2 separate regions of the Homo sapiens genome follow, and region 1 is linked to region 2. The links are chromatin contacts, found by Hi-C or POLR2A ChIA-PET in ENCODE. All regions are on one chromosome and are shown on one strand. Each heading gives the region's core, a stretch centred on a gene start or an enhancer-like site at or near the end of the contact. The rest is flanking DNA. Distances are from core to core; before and after follow the strand shown. Region 1 has its middle 85 kb from the start of LINC02533. Region 2 overlaps CDYL (chromodomain Y like).

Evidence for each region. A loop is a pair of places that touch in the nucleus more often than their neighbours do. ChIA-PET counts read pairs that join two places held with the same protein, here RNA polymerase II (POLR2A). Pooled maps may share reads with other maps.
Region 1: a pooled map shows a loop between it and region 2 (4-fold over the local background). The contact joins two enhancer-like sites. A Hi-C loop is called at or near these places in 1 of 37 single-sample maps with no recorded cell type and 3 of 50 pooled maps. POLR2A ChIA-PET finds 5 or more read pairs at or near these places in 1 of 52 experiments (A673).

What each region holds. Positions count from the first base shown.
Region 1 is chr6:4,400,196-4,407,114 of GRCh38, forward strand. No RefSeq gene overlaps it. Among named protein-coding and RNA genes, the nearest start is that of LINC02533, 85 kb to the right of the region's middle. RefSeq lists an enhancer at 2,426-3,299. Within about 2 kb of position 3,862, at least 4 of the 41 ENCODE cell types and tissues checked have a DNase peak (open chromatin) inside an H3K27ac peak, as active enhancers do.
Region 2 is chr6:4,798,509-4,805,101 of GRCh38, forward strand. The region is part of intron 1 of CDYL (chromodomain Y like); the gene reads left to right. Among named protein-coding and RNA genes, the nearest start is that of CDYL, 25 kb to the left of the region's middle. RefSeq lists an enhancer at 3,853-3,902. Within about 2 kb of position 3,148, at least 4 of the 41 ENCODE cell types and tissues checked have a DNase peak (open chromatin) inside an H3K27ac peak, as active enhancers do.

The sequences.
Region 1 (6,919 bases), core at 2,612-5,111, 400 kb before region 2:
TTGCAAATGCCTTAGTCTTTAAAGAATTCACTAGAGCCAATGCAAGGCTGTCCCTATCCAGCCTGTGTGCTCCATCCTGGTCTCATGAGTAGACTTGGGGACAGTATCATGGGTTTGCACAAACCTTCTTCTCCTCATCTCATCTGTCATGATGCTCAAGGCAGATGGGGGAAAGAAGAGACCCCTGTGTGTGGCCCCAGTTGATGCTGCTTGGCCTGCATTTCTCTCTAGTCTCCAAGACAGGGAGGAAAATAATTTTTGTCCTAGTGAAAATTCTCTATGTAGAGAGAATCCCGACATTGCTCCTAGCCTCCTCCTCCCCAGGCAACCTATGTTCTCAGCCTGTCTGGGACAGCATGATCCCCTATCCCTGTGATCTCCCTTGTGCCCTTCCTGTTCCTCTTTGATATCTTCAGGTTTTGGTCATGTTCAAAACTGGACACTGTGGATAAATAGGGTCTAATTAATGCCCAAAGGAACAGGATGACTTCCAACCAATGGCTTGGCACAATACGATTCTTCTAATATGTCTTGGGATTCAGCTGATCTATGAACACAGAGCCCAATTAAAACCCTCTGTAGCTGCAGCAAACATGCCAGGAAAGGAGCTAGTCACAGATCCTGGAGCTCTGGGGAATTTCTTCTAGATACAGAGCTTTGGGGAGCAGGCTAGAGGAAGCCACTGAGGCCCACACGCAGCCTCTGCTCCTGGGAGAGCCCTGAAGGGCCATGAGATGCACTCAAGGAGATGATACTGTGGTCACCCAAGGCTCCAGCCCAGGCTGACCCCCATGGCCTCCTTGGCACACTCCATTCCCAGCCACATCAGGGCAGTCCCCATCCTCAGAGAAGGCTACACAACTTGACAGTTTCTGTGCCTGGGTCTGTGCTAGCCCTTTAGCCTGGGGTGCCACCCACTCCACCTTCCAATGATTAAACCCCTCTTTCCCTTCAAGGTACTGTAAATGCTCCTTTTGTGATGCCCCTGGAGCTTCTCCCATTGCAGTCCTATACCATGTTACTTGCATGTTGCTGAGTAAATCCCGATCCTGGTTTGGGATTCAGTAGTAGTTTCCACGACCCTCTCTCCCACTGAACAACTTTGCCACTCTCCTCAAGGGGAGGGAATCTTCATTTACGAATTGCCTGGAGCACAGAAGTCACGGTACCAGTTGTTTTGCATAAGAATTCCATTTAATCCTCATTGCTCGCTTCATTAGGCAGGTATTGATATACCCATTTTACAGAAGAGCTTCACCAAGTAAAGGCAGAGGGCTAGAATTAAGATTTAAACTTGAGTCTGACTCCAAAGCCCATGCTCTTGCAATGACCATGTTATGAATCTTATATTAATCTTTGTTTGGTCTTATGATCTGGCACGGTGCCTTGTACGTAAGCAATTCTCAATAAATGTTTGCAGAGTGCAATGTGTCATCTCAGAGTGTTGAAGGAAAGCAAACCAGCGTCTCAAGTAATTTAGACTTTGGCATAACTTTCTGAAAGGGACACTTACCCCTTAAAAGATGAATATTAAAAGAAATAATAAATGAATCTGGAATTAGTAGAAGGCAAAGATGTTTCCTGGCACCCCTCTCTGTCTTTTTCCTGCCACCTTTAATCTACATCAGAAAAACTGGGTCCAGCTGGTCAGAAAGGAATAGTCTTCATGGCCGTCGCAGGTGACAGTGTCCCGCCCTACCTTTGCGGGAGCCCCGCCTGGGGTTATGTCTGACATGTCCTTCTTCAGGATTCTCCACTGAGTGTGTTTCAGGCTCTCATTCTGGCAGAATGTAAGACCAGGATCTCCACCCCAGATGGAGACAGGTGTCCCCCTTCCCTCTGCTACCCAAAGGAGCTGAGCTCCTTGCAATGGGAAGACTGAGTTCCTTCCCCCTGGCCTCAGCACTGGCACACACCCAGCAGCCTCTTCCCAGAGCGCATCTCCTTCTGTGGGAGCAGGATGGCTACAGAAGGTCACCGCCTATTTGTAGCTGCTCCGTTTCCAACCAGAGACGCCTGCCAGCTGCCGCCGACCACCCCGCCGACCCTGTTTCTGTATGTCATATGGTGGCTGGGAGCCACGGGCCCTCTCCAAGTCCATCCACTTAGGATTTCCTCCTCCGTCAAACTCAGAGGCTTTGCCCAACTGCATGGGTGTCACGTGGAGGGAGCAAGTGTCACCTCCAGGCTCCCCCAAGGACTCCACACGTCCTGTAAGCATCCTCCAACTAACCCATTGCAGAGAGTCCTTAACTCCAGTTACTTTCCCCAGAGCCGCTCTGCAGATGCAAAGGGCTCGTGCTTTCATTTGTTCATTCATTCATTCAGCCATTCCTGATGTTTACTCATTCACTGCCAATCCCACACGCCTCTATGCTGCTCTCTTCCACAAGCATTTGGCTCTTCATTTCAGAATTTCCGCTGAGTCATAGCTGGAGCAGGCAGTGAGGGTGTCCCTTCAGCTCTCTAAATTTACCTCCCTGAGCTTGATTTCCCATAGTGGCCAGTTGACCTTGACCAGATTGACTTCAGAGAAGCCAGCTGTAATTAAGCAGAGGCAGAAATCTCCAAGGAGGAAGGTGCCTCAGGTCGGATGCGTCCCTCCGGTCCTGTGGCCAGAGCAGTTGCCCTCAGTGTGTGTCTCCTCCCGTCCTGGCACTGCCCATGGCAGGGCTCTTAGTACATGCCTGGCCCTGCAGCCGCATGGAGGCGTGACATGTGACCATGACTTTCGGCTGGAGGTGGGGGTCATGTGCACGTGGCCTGGGGCTTAGCTCTCACCCTGCTACTCACTCAGAATTCTCCTCTGGGTTTGGAGGTCTGTGAGCAAGATGAAAAAACACAGAATTCTGTTATTCTGTTCCTCGTAGTGTAAGCATTCTTTTTCTTGGGTTCTTTTTTAGGAACAGAACAAAATTAAAAGTAAAGGGAGCCAAAAGCAGCAACACCCAGGGCTGAAGCGTAGGACTGAAGGAACACATTTAGAAACACGTGTGACCATCGCTGCCATGGCTGTGTGACTATAGGCCAGTTGTTTAACTTCTCTGGGCTTTGTGCTGCTCATGAGACCCAAGGTCGCTGTTGTAAGACATCTGTGTGCATGTGTGTGTGCGTGTGCATATCCCTTGATCGTTCTATTTTTCTATGTCTGCTTACTCTAGCAATAGAGAGAGCACCCAAAATGCTAAATAACACCAAAGGCCACAAAATGGATGGCACGGTGGCATTGCACTCGAGGAGCCCGGGTTGCTATTATTTTCTGTTTTTCCAGAATGTTAACAGGAAACACAGAGTTCTATTGTGAGGCAAACCTTCTCCTTTTCCAATGGGGCAAATGTTCCAGGCACACACCCAGCTGAACAACATCGACATTCTTGCCTTTGGTCATTGAGATGCTGGCACCTTTTGGAAAACTTGCCAGAAGTTTTTCTCTTGCTGCTCCACAGCGTAGGGGAAGAAGAGGTGGCTGGGTTTTGTTACTCAGCCATCAACAAAAATGAAGAAAATGGGGGAGTCTTCCCAAATAAATGACTCCTGCTTTCCAGGGAGACACATTATTGGAGATAAATACACTAAATTTTGCTGTTTGACTGTCTCCATCTGAATCCATGTACCAGGAATATGACAAAGTCAAGGCAGGTGTATGTAGAATAAAAAACATAAACGGGGGAAGCTGAAACGTTAGAATATGCATAGTGGATATCCTGTGTTAAGTCAAGTTTGCTTCTGAATGCCAACAAGCAGGACAACAGTATGGTAAATACAGAACTTGCCAAGAAGCACAATGTGTCCCACAGATACTATTTCATTCTTCACAGACCAGTGAGTCCTCAGCTGAGGGTGGGGACAAGGAGGGCAGCACGTGACAGTCCCTTGGAAGTTTTTCAAATCCCATACACACACTCATGCTTCTCCTTCCCACCCTTCTGTAGAGATTTCAGCATGCCGCCCCCTTTGAGAAGTGCTGTGCTTTTTAGGGACATTCTCCCAAAGATAGCCTGTGGTGCTTTCATGCTATTAATGGACCAGAGCATTAAAAATGAAATTCTGCTACTTCCTGCCAATCAAATTCTTCCCCGAGCCAAAACCCCAGCCCAGGTGATGGAGTCTTAGCATAACTCTCAAGGCTCACCAGTCTTTATGAACTTGATCCTTTTCATTTAGTTAAAAGAAATCATTTAAGCTTACATCCAACTTTAAGTCATTGATAGTCATGGGAGACCAGAAGGTTATGGATAATTGATATCCACTGATAATCCCCAAGCCTCATTTGGATCAGTAGTTTCAACTCTCCCTCCCTGAAAGCTCTTATTGGAGCTGCTTATAATGCAGCTACCCTCACTGGTTTGTGTTATCTCCTATCCTTGTATCATTCCATCTCCCAGCAGAAGCGGAAAGTATTGAAAAGGCCCATGGGCAGCCAGCCAGCAAAAAGAAGAAGCTGAAACATCCCACAGCAGGGAATTGCTATGTATGTAAGCCCCATTTCAAGAACAACTAATACAGAAAAATCCAAATCTTAAAACCTACAAATTAGTGCACGAGTACTACAACTGATGTGCCTTACAAACAGATTTTTACTTAATAAACAGACTCTGTGAGATCTTTGGCCAATGGTTATTCCTTTGTATGGCTTCTTGAAATTCCCTGAGAAATTAAAGAAAGTGATGGACCCCTTTTCCAGAAAATTGTATTCACACATACAGACATAAAATTTTGCTTATAATTTCAAGGGTTTCACAGAACTACCAAGCAGCTTATAGATATAATGCAATATATTGAACCTAATGCAAACAATAAATAGATGTAGCCAGGCATGGTGTTTCATACCTGTAGACCCAGCTAATTGGGAGGCCGAGGCAGGAGAATCACTTGAGCCCAGGAGTTCAAGACCAGCCTGGGCAAGATAGTGAGACCCCATCTCAAAAAATCAATTATTTATTAATTAAGAAAAGAAATGTAATTCCTTTCTTCTATTAGATTACGACCTATAAGAAAGAATAGTAAACACTACAAATCTGACTGTATTATGGGTTATAATGAAAGACATACAATGCACCAATATGATGTATACATAATTTAATTATATATATTTTATCAGGCAGAGTGGACAAGCCTTAACCAAACCTGTCTCAGTTACTCTAAAGACTACACTCTAGGTGGAGCCAAGATAGCCGACTAGAAACAGCGGCAATCAAAGGCTCCTATGAAAAAGAACCATAATTGGTGCGTAAATCCTTCATGGGCAACCAAGCTACCCAGGTTCTCTCATCAGGACTGACTTAGGCACCTGATGTGATCCATGATAAGGAAGGAAGAGCAGTGGAGTGTGGCAGCCACCTAAGAGCCACACGGGGCAGGGGAGTTCCACCCCCAGCAAAGGGAGGCGGTGAGTGAGCGTGCTACCCAGCCGGGGAAACCGTGCTTTTTACACAGAACTGTGCAACCTACGGATTGGAAGATCCCACTGGCAAACCCATGCCACCGGGGCCTAGGGTCCCAAACTTGGAGCCGCGCACATTCTCAACAGCCCCTCACTGGAATCTGCTTAAGCCTGCCAAGCTTCCGGGGGGAGGGGTGACCAACACCACAGCTGCAGCTGCCTGCTGCCTAAGCCATTTGAGCTCCTTGGGGTAGAGGCAGCAGCCAGCACTGGGACTCATAACTGCCTAACACACTAAGCTCCCTGAGCGGGGGAAGGGCAGAAGCCATTTCTATAGTCAGGCCGCACTTTTCTCCTGCTGGAGTCAGGGAGGCACCACGGCTTGGTCCCCAAGAGGTGTCCCCCACAGCCCAACATACCAGCTGTGGCAGACTGTGGCCAGAGCGCCTCTTCAGGCCTGACACTGACACATCCTTCCTCACTGGGCAGGGCTTCCCTGCAGGAACTCCAACAACTGCAGCCAGAGGCTCAGGGACAGAACCGAGATCTCCCTGGGCCTGAGCCCCTAATGGGAGGGGTGGCCGCACCTCCATTACCAGGAGGAAAGGAAGATTTAGCCTTTCCTCCTGGTAGTTCTGAGGAATCTGGACAGCCCAGATGAATGGGTTTCCCCAAAGCGAAGCACACTCCCTCCACCAAGGGACAGTCAAAATGCTTCATTAAACCAGTCCTGTTCCCTGTGCCACCCAACTGGGTGAGACCCTCCAACAGGGGTTGTCAGAGAGCCTATACAGGAGTGATACTACTGGCATCAGGTTAGTGCCCCTCAAGGTGAGAGGTCCCAGAAGAAGAAGCAGGGACTCATCTTTGCTGTTCTCCAGCCTCCTTGAGTGATATCTGTAGGCATGGGAGCGAACCAGATGAGTAGGGTCTGAAGTGAACCCCCAGCAAACAGCAGCAGCCCTTTAGAAGAGGGATCTGACTATTGAAAGAAAAACAAACAAACAGAAAGCAACAACATCATCAACAACAAAAAGTCCCCACAAAAACCCCATCCAAAGATCAGCATCCTCAAAGAGCAAAACTAGACAAATATGCAGATGAGAAAGAATCAATGAAAAAACACTGAAAAACCCAAAAGGCCAGGGTGCCTCTTCTCTTAAATGATTGCAACTCCTCTCCAGCAAGGGTACAGAACTGGACAGAGGATGAGATGGATGAATTGACAGAAGTAGGCTGCAGGAGATGGGCAACAAAAAACTCTGCTGAGCTAAAGAAGCATGATCTAACCCAATGCAAAGAAGCTAAGAACCTTGATAAAAGGTCAGAAGAGCTGCTAACTAGAATAATCAGTTTAGAGAGGAAGATAAATTACCTGATTGAGCTGAAAAACACAGCACGAGAACTTTGTGAGACATACACAAGTATCAATAGCCAAATCAACCAAGGGGAAGAAAGGATATCAGAGTTTGAAGACCACCTTGCTGAAAGAAGACATGCAGACAAGATTACAGAGAAAAGAATGCAAAGGAATGA
Region 2 (6,593 bases), core at 1,898-4,397:
TTACAGTGGGTCTAAGAGTAGATATGGTATACTTTTGGTCTCAGTATGAATTGATCTGAAGATGTTAACATATCTTTTAATAAATGTCAGTGCCTTGAGGAATTGTGTCTATCTTCATAAGGTATGTCAGTCTATAATTTTCTTATTTCACATCACAGTTAATGCTGGCCTCATAAGAGGAGTTAGGAAGCACTTTCTCTGTTTCTCAAATTGAATGTATTGTACTGGTTTGGATTCTTTCATGAATATGTACTAAAATTTATCAGTGAAGCTATTGGGGACTAAGATTTTCTTTGTGATAAGTTTTTAGATTATGAATTCACAGCCTTTAATTAAACATAAGCTAGACTTAACATTTCTCCTTGGGTCAGTTTTTGTGAAAGTTGTATCTTTAAAGGAATTTACCTCATCTAAAATGTTGCGTTCATTAGCAGATACTTGCTTCTGCTCTTTATTATTATTACCTTTACTTTCAGTTTAATTTGCTTTTTCTGTTTTGGTTTCTTAAGGTGGAAGTTTAGGCCATTGCTGTATTGTCTTACATGAGCATATAGTGCTGTACATTTACTTGCAGCTCTGCTTCAGTCTATCAAAATTTGATATGCTTTCATTAGAATCCAGTTCAAAATATTTTCTGGGTTGATTTGTGATTTCTTCTTTGACCCCTGGGTTTAGAATTAGGTTAAATTGTGGATATTTGAGGTTTTTCTAAATGTTTTATTGTTGATTTTGAATTCCATTGTAGTCAAAGCACATTTCCTATAAGATTTCAGTTTTTTGGAATCTATTCAGAATTGTTTTATGGCCCAGTATATGGTCTGTCTTGGTGAATGTTCTGTGTGTATTTGAAAAGATTATATAATTCTCTGGTTGTTGATGGAGCTTTTCATAAATACCAGCTAAACTACAGTTGGTATGGTCACATAGGTCTCCCATTTTTTTTTTATTTTTTTATTTTTTAGGCAAGGTCTCACTCACCCAGGTTGGAGTGCAGTGGCGTGATCATGGCTCAGCATAGCTTCCACTTCTCAGGCTCAGATGATCCTCTCACCTCAGCCTCCCAAGTAGCTGGGACTATAGGTGTGTGCCACCACACCCAGCTAGTTTTTGTAGAGATGGGGTTTCATGATATGCCCAGGCTGATCTTGAACTCCTGAGCTAGGCGATCTGCCTGCCTTGCTCGGCTCCCAAAGTGCTGAGATTACAGAGCATGAGCCATTGCGCCCAGCCAAGATCTCTCATCTCTTTGTTTTATTGTTTTTTGGTCCAATTTTATCAATTACTGAGAAATATGTTAGAATTTCCAAATACGATTGTGCATTGGTTGTTTCTGTTTCTGTTTCACGTATTTTGAAGCTGTCATTAGATGGATGTATATTTATAATATTGTTATATTTTCCTTTTAAAATCACTATGAAACGTCTTTTTTGTTTCTAGTAATACTTTTCGAAGTCTACTTTGTTTTACATTAATGTATCCATTCTAGCTTTGGTATATCTTTTTCCAGTCTGTTACTTTTAGTTTGTTTCTGTCTTTATATTTAAAATTGTTCTTTAGAAACCAGAATATAGTCAGTTCTTGCCTTTTTAAAATAATCGGATAGTCCATGCTTTTTAATTGAAATTAATCCATTTACATTTAAAGTAATTATTAATATGGTTATATTAGGTCTATCATTTTTTGCTTTTCTTAGGGAAGGGATTTTATTTGCTTTTGTTCCTCCTCTTTTGCTGATTTTGTGTTAACCAAAATTTCTTATTAATTTTAATTCTTCTGTTGGTTTTCTAGCTATATGCATCTTAGCTTTTTCTTTAATATTGAATCACTTTGGATAAGACATATAATTTTTTCAATGATGTGTTTCCAGTTCCACTACTTATCCTTAGTATTATTGTCACAGTTGTTGCATTTATATACTTTGTAAACCCATCAGTAGTGTTGTATTTTTTGCTTTATGCTGTCATCTTTTATAGAAAACTAAGATATTACATATATCCACATAATTACCATTTCTGGCTGTCTTCATTTCTTCCTGTAGCTCTAAGTTGCCATCTAGTGTAGTTTCCATTTGGACTAGAGATCTTTCTTTAGCATTTCTTGTTATAGATCTACCAATGACAAATAGTTTATTTGAAAATGCCCTTATTTTACCTTCATTTTTAAAGGAAACTTCTTCTGAATACTAGAATTCTTGGTTGACTGGTTTTCTTCCTTTTCCTTCTTCAGTAATTTGAATATGTGGTCCCAGTGTCTTCAGACTTAAAAGTTTCTAAGGAGAAGTCTTTGTTCTTATCGTTATTGTTGCCGTTGTTTTCCTGTTTATGACGTCATTTTCTCTGGCTGCTTTCAAGATTTTGTTTATCCTTGGCTTTCTACCATTTGACTAAGGTGTGTCTAGAAGAAGTTTTGTTTGTGTTATTCTGTTTGAGGTTTATTGAGCTTTTGGGAGATATTTCAGTTGTTGTGTCTTCAGATGTCTTTTCCTCCTTTCCTCTCTCTAGAGTCCAATTAAGGTACTGCTTCCTGTTGTCACATTTTTGGGAATTCTACTTATTTTTCATTCATCTCTTTCTCTTTATGTTCTTCAGATTATTCTGTATTCAGGTTCATTGCAGATGGCAGAACCAAGCATCAATCCGTTGCTTAGCCAGTCTAATGCATTTATTTTAGTAAATGTTTTGTTCAGATCTAGGCTTTTAGTTTTTCTGGTTTCATTTTTCTCCCTTGAGATTGCCATATCTGTTCACTTATTGATACCATATTTTCCTTCAATTCTTTGGGCATGTTTTTCAGACGTTTTTGAAATATTTATGATAAATGTTTGAAGTCTGTTAAATCCAACATTTCGGCTCACTTGGAATCAGTTTCTGTTGACTATCATTTTACCTGCAGAGGGTCAAGATTTCCTATTTTTTTCTTGTCTAGTGGAAAGTTGGACATATGCTGTAGTGAGTCTGAACTCTTGTGTTCTTCTGAGGATTATTGTGTTTTTATTGTAGCAGACTGTTAATAAACTGCTTGGTCAAACTACACACTTTGTTTTTCCTGTGATATGCAGCCGCTTGTAGCTCTCCTCTGCTCTTAGGTCTTTGCACTGGTGGTGGTTTTAGTGTGGCACCCTGTGAGTCTCCCCTGTGTCTGCAAAATTTGAAAGTTGGCTAAGGATCTGAGTAGAGATGGACTTTTCTCTGTGGTTGTCTTTATTCTGGGGATTCCCCTAGTTTCTAGCACTCCACCAGCTTTGAGCTCTGTACTCTGACATTTCAAGCTTTATGCCGCCCTAGCTTGAGCATAGTTGGGAAAGAGCATCATATTCACAGATTTGGCTCCATGTTACTCTTTTTTAAAAATATTGCTTTCTGGTTTCTGACTGCTTTTTCACCGTGCTGCTTGTGGTTTCCTCAGCACATATGTAGTATGTAGTTCAGCTGTCAGCTAGGGATTTCAGCATCTTATGCTCTGAATTTGAGTGTCACCTCTATATTCTAGTGCTGTCAGAGTGCTTTAAATTTCTAGCTGCTTCCCCAATTCCAGATTTTGATATCTGGCACCTTTAGTTGGTGAGGAACTGGCTTTTGTTTGCCCCCATGTTTTGCAGCAATAGCTGTGGGAGTTGAGCAGTGCCTTGAGCCAAGATGCCACAAACTCACAATTCTTAACCCTTCTAGTTACAGTTTTTGAGATTTAACTCTCTTCCTGGCTTTTGCAAATACTACCTTTAGATCATTGAAAAAAAAATCACTAATTAGCTTGGCATGGTGGTACACACCTGTAATTCCAGCACTTTGAGAGGATGAGGCATGAGTCTCACCTGAGGCCAGGAGTTTGAGACAAGCCTGGGCAACATAGTGAGACCCCGTCTTTACTAAAAATAAAAAAAACTTAGCTGAGTGTGATGGCAGTGTGTGTAGTCCCAGCTACTTGGGAGGTTGAGGTGGAAGGATCACCTGATCCCAGGAGGTTGAGGCTGCAATGAGCTATGATTGCACCACTGTATTCCAGCCTGGGTGACAGAGTGAGACCCTACCTCAAAAAAACAAAAAACAGTTATTATAAATGTTATCTGTGAGTGTTTGTGTGACCTCTTCACCCTTCCTGCCATTACAGAAAGTTGATATTTTTAGTTTTGAAATACTAGGGTGAGTATAGCTTGTCTGTTTCATGAGCGTGTCTTTCTGTTGTGCTTTCATTGCTTTTAGGGTCATTATTCAGTTTATTTTGTTCTTTTTTTTTCCCTTGAGATAAGTTTGTATGAGAGTCAGCCACCATCCTTTTTCTGTTCTTCTTTTTATTTGAAATTAGGTTGTGTGCACTTGTGCAGGGAGGGTGGGCGGGAGAGGTTTTCAGAGGCCACAGGATTCTCTTTTCCGGCATCTCACTAAGTACTTGACAGTGTGGCCTGGTACCTTTTGAGCTCAAGGGCTGTCCTCCCATTCCTCTCCTTCCCCATCCATCTGGGCTAGACCTTCTCTTTCCATTGCGTCCCCCACCCCACACTATCCCTTTCCTGCTCCATTGCTGTTCTGTTCCCAGCAGTTTTTCTTAGTAGAAGGAGGCTTTGGCTGGCTAGTTTCAAGAGCCCTTCAGCCTTAGACTGCTGCAGTCCCTTCGGACCTGGCTGTGATCACTTGCATCCACCTATAGATGGAAGTGTGCAAAGACCCTTCTAGTTTTGGCTGCTATTCTCAGCTGGCTCCCTGAGTTTTCCTGTGAGGTGCCTGTTGACAGTGTCAGGGTTCTTCTGCTCCCATCCATCAGACACCCTGTTGCTATCCTCTGCTTCCTCTGCACAGATCCTCATCCACCTGGTCCTGCAGCTTTTGCCCATTTATCATCCCTTTCCAGTCACTTAGTTTTCTCTTGGCTATTATCTCAAGATTTGAGGGATTGGGCAATTTTTGCACCTCCTCTGCTGTCCCCATTCTCCTCCATCTGCCTTGAAGTGAAGCAGATTTTATCCTGCTCTGAAGCCTGGGGCATGGATGAGAATTCTTTCAGGATTCTCTCACCAACTTTCTCCAGTAACAGGATTGACAGACGATAGACAGGTGTGGGCTCTGTTCCCTGGTTGCCCTTTCACTTGAGAGTGTAGCCCCTGACCTTGCCTGTCTGCGTGGGCTCTAATCTGACCTTACAGCCCCGTCACTGTGGCTCTGTGTCCCTGTCCAGCATCAGCACGTGGCCTCGGGATATCTCCTGGCTTCAGACTTGGCTCACTTTCCTGATTTTTTTTTTTTTTTTTTTTAGTTTTCATCTTTATTTTCCTGATGACTTCTCTTCATTCTAGCTTGTAAATGATGTATTTTTAAAAGTAGTTAAAAGATATTTTATCCAACTCTATGTGTGTATGTGTGTTTTTTGTACTAGGAGGAATTTTGGGGGTACCTTTGTCCTTATATTGGTGGTGTAAATTATATTTTTTAAAACTTTTCTTTTTAAAAATAGCTTATGTGTCTCATGGCGTAGCGTGCTTTTTTTTTTTTTTGCTCTCCTAAGTCTTTTTGATTTTTAAAATACTTTGTTTGCCGTGCATGTTTTAAGAGTTTGCTCTCTTTAGGAAACCAGTCAAGGTCCATAATTTTATGAAACTTGGGCTGTCAGTTATTTACAGACTAACCAGTGTGGACAGAAGTAAGAGGAAAAGTGTAACACTTGTGTTATGAGGTCTGGGAGAGCTGAGGCCACTCCCCCTGTTTTACAGGAGGAAGGTCCTAAGCAGTGGCCTCGCCCAGTCAGCCAACCTCCAGTTTCACCCACGAGAATGGTGGGCCTGAGACCAAGAGAAGGCCATTATTCAGTCATGTTGAAGTGCGGGGCGCTGCCTAAGAACCTAGCTCCTAGGCTCCCCACATCACTGCAGGGCAGGCATTAGTCACCACTTTTAGAGCTGAAGAGAATGAGTCTTTGGTTAAGTGTTGAAATAGAAGTACAGTTCAGATCTCAAAATAAAGACCTTTGTCTTACGACCGCATCTCCAGGCCAGTGGCCTGGGAGCCAGAGAGAGCTTGTTCTCTGATGCCCAGGGCCCTGCTCTTCCTCCCCATCAGTAGGAAACGATGGCCTTGGAGGCTTATTTTGCTCATCACTCTCGCCCCACTGCTGTAAATAACAGAATGGCCCTCGCTCTGCGGTTTCTAGACCCTGGCACTGTTTTTCAAACTTGACTGTCATAGAGACCGCTGCTAAAAGGAACTGTCTGCACGTCCGTCTGGGTCCATTCTCCTACTCATGACCAGTGGTGGAAATTTTAGGTTGTTTGAAAAAATGTCTTTTAATGGCAAATTAACATTCAAGAAGAGTAATTAGACTTAATAACTGGAAGGCTTTTTTAGTCCATCACTTAAAACACAAACGTGGAAAATGTCACAGAACTCTTGGCCCATGTAGCGCATGCATCTGTCCCATTTCTATACTTTTATCTGAGTGTTCCAGGTTACACTTGTTTTAAATAAGAGAAGAAAGAGGGAGAAATTGTTCATAGTAGCTGCATGGTTAACGGTGTTAGCTAGTTTGAATCAGATTTCTAAATCAGACCAAAAAAACCCCAAAAAACAAAAACCCAGAAAACAGACTAGATGGTGCTTTTGAATAGG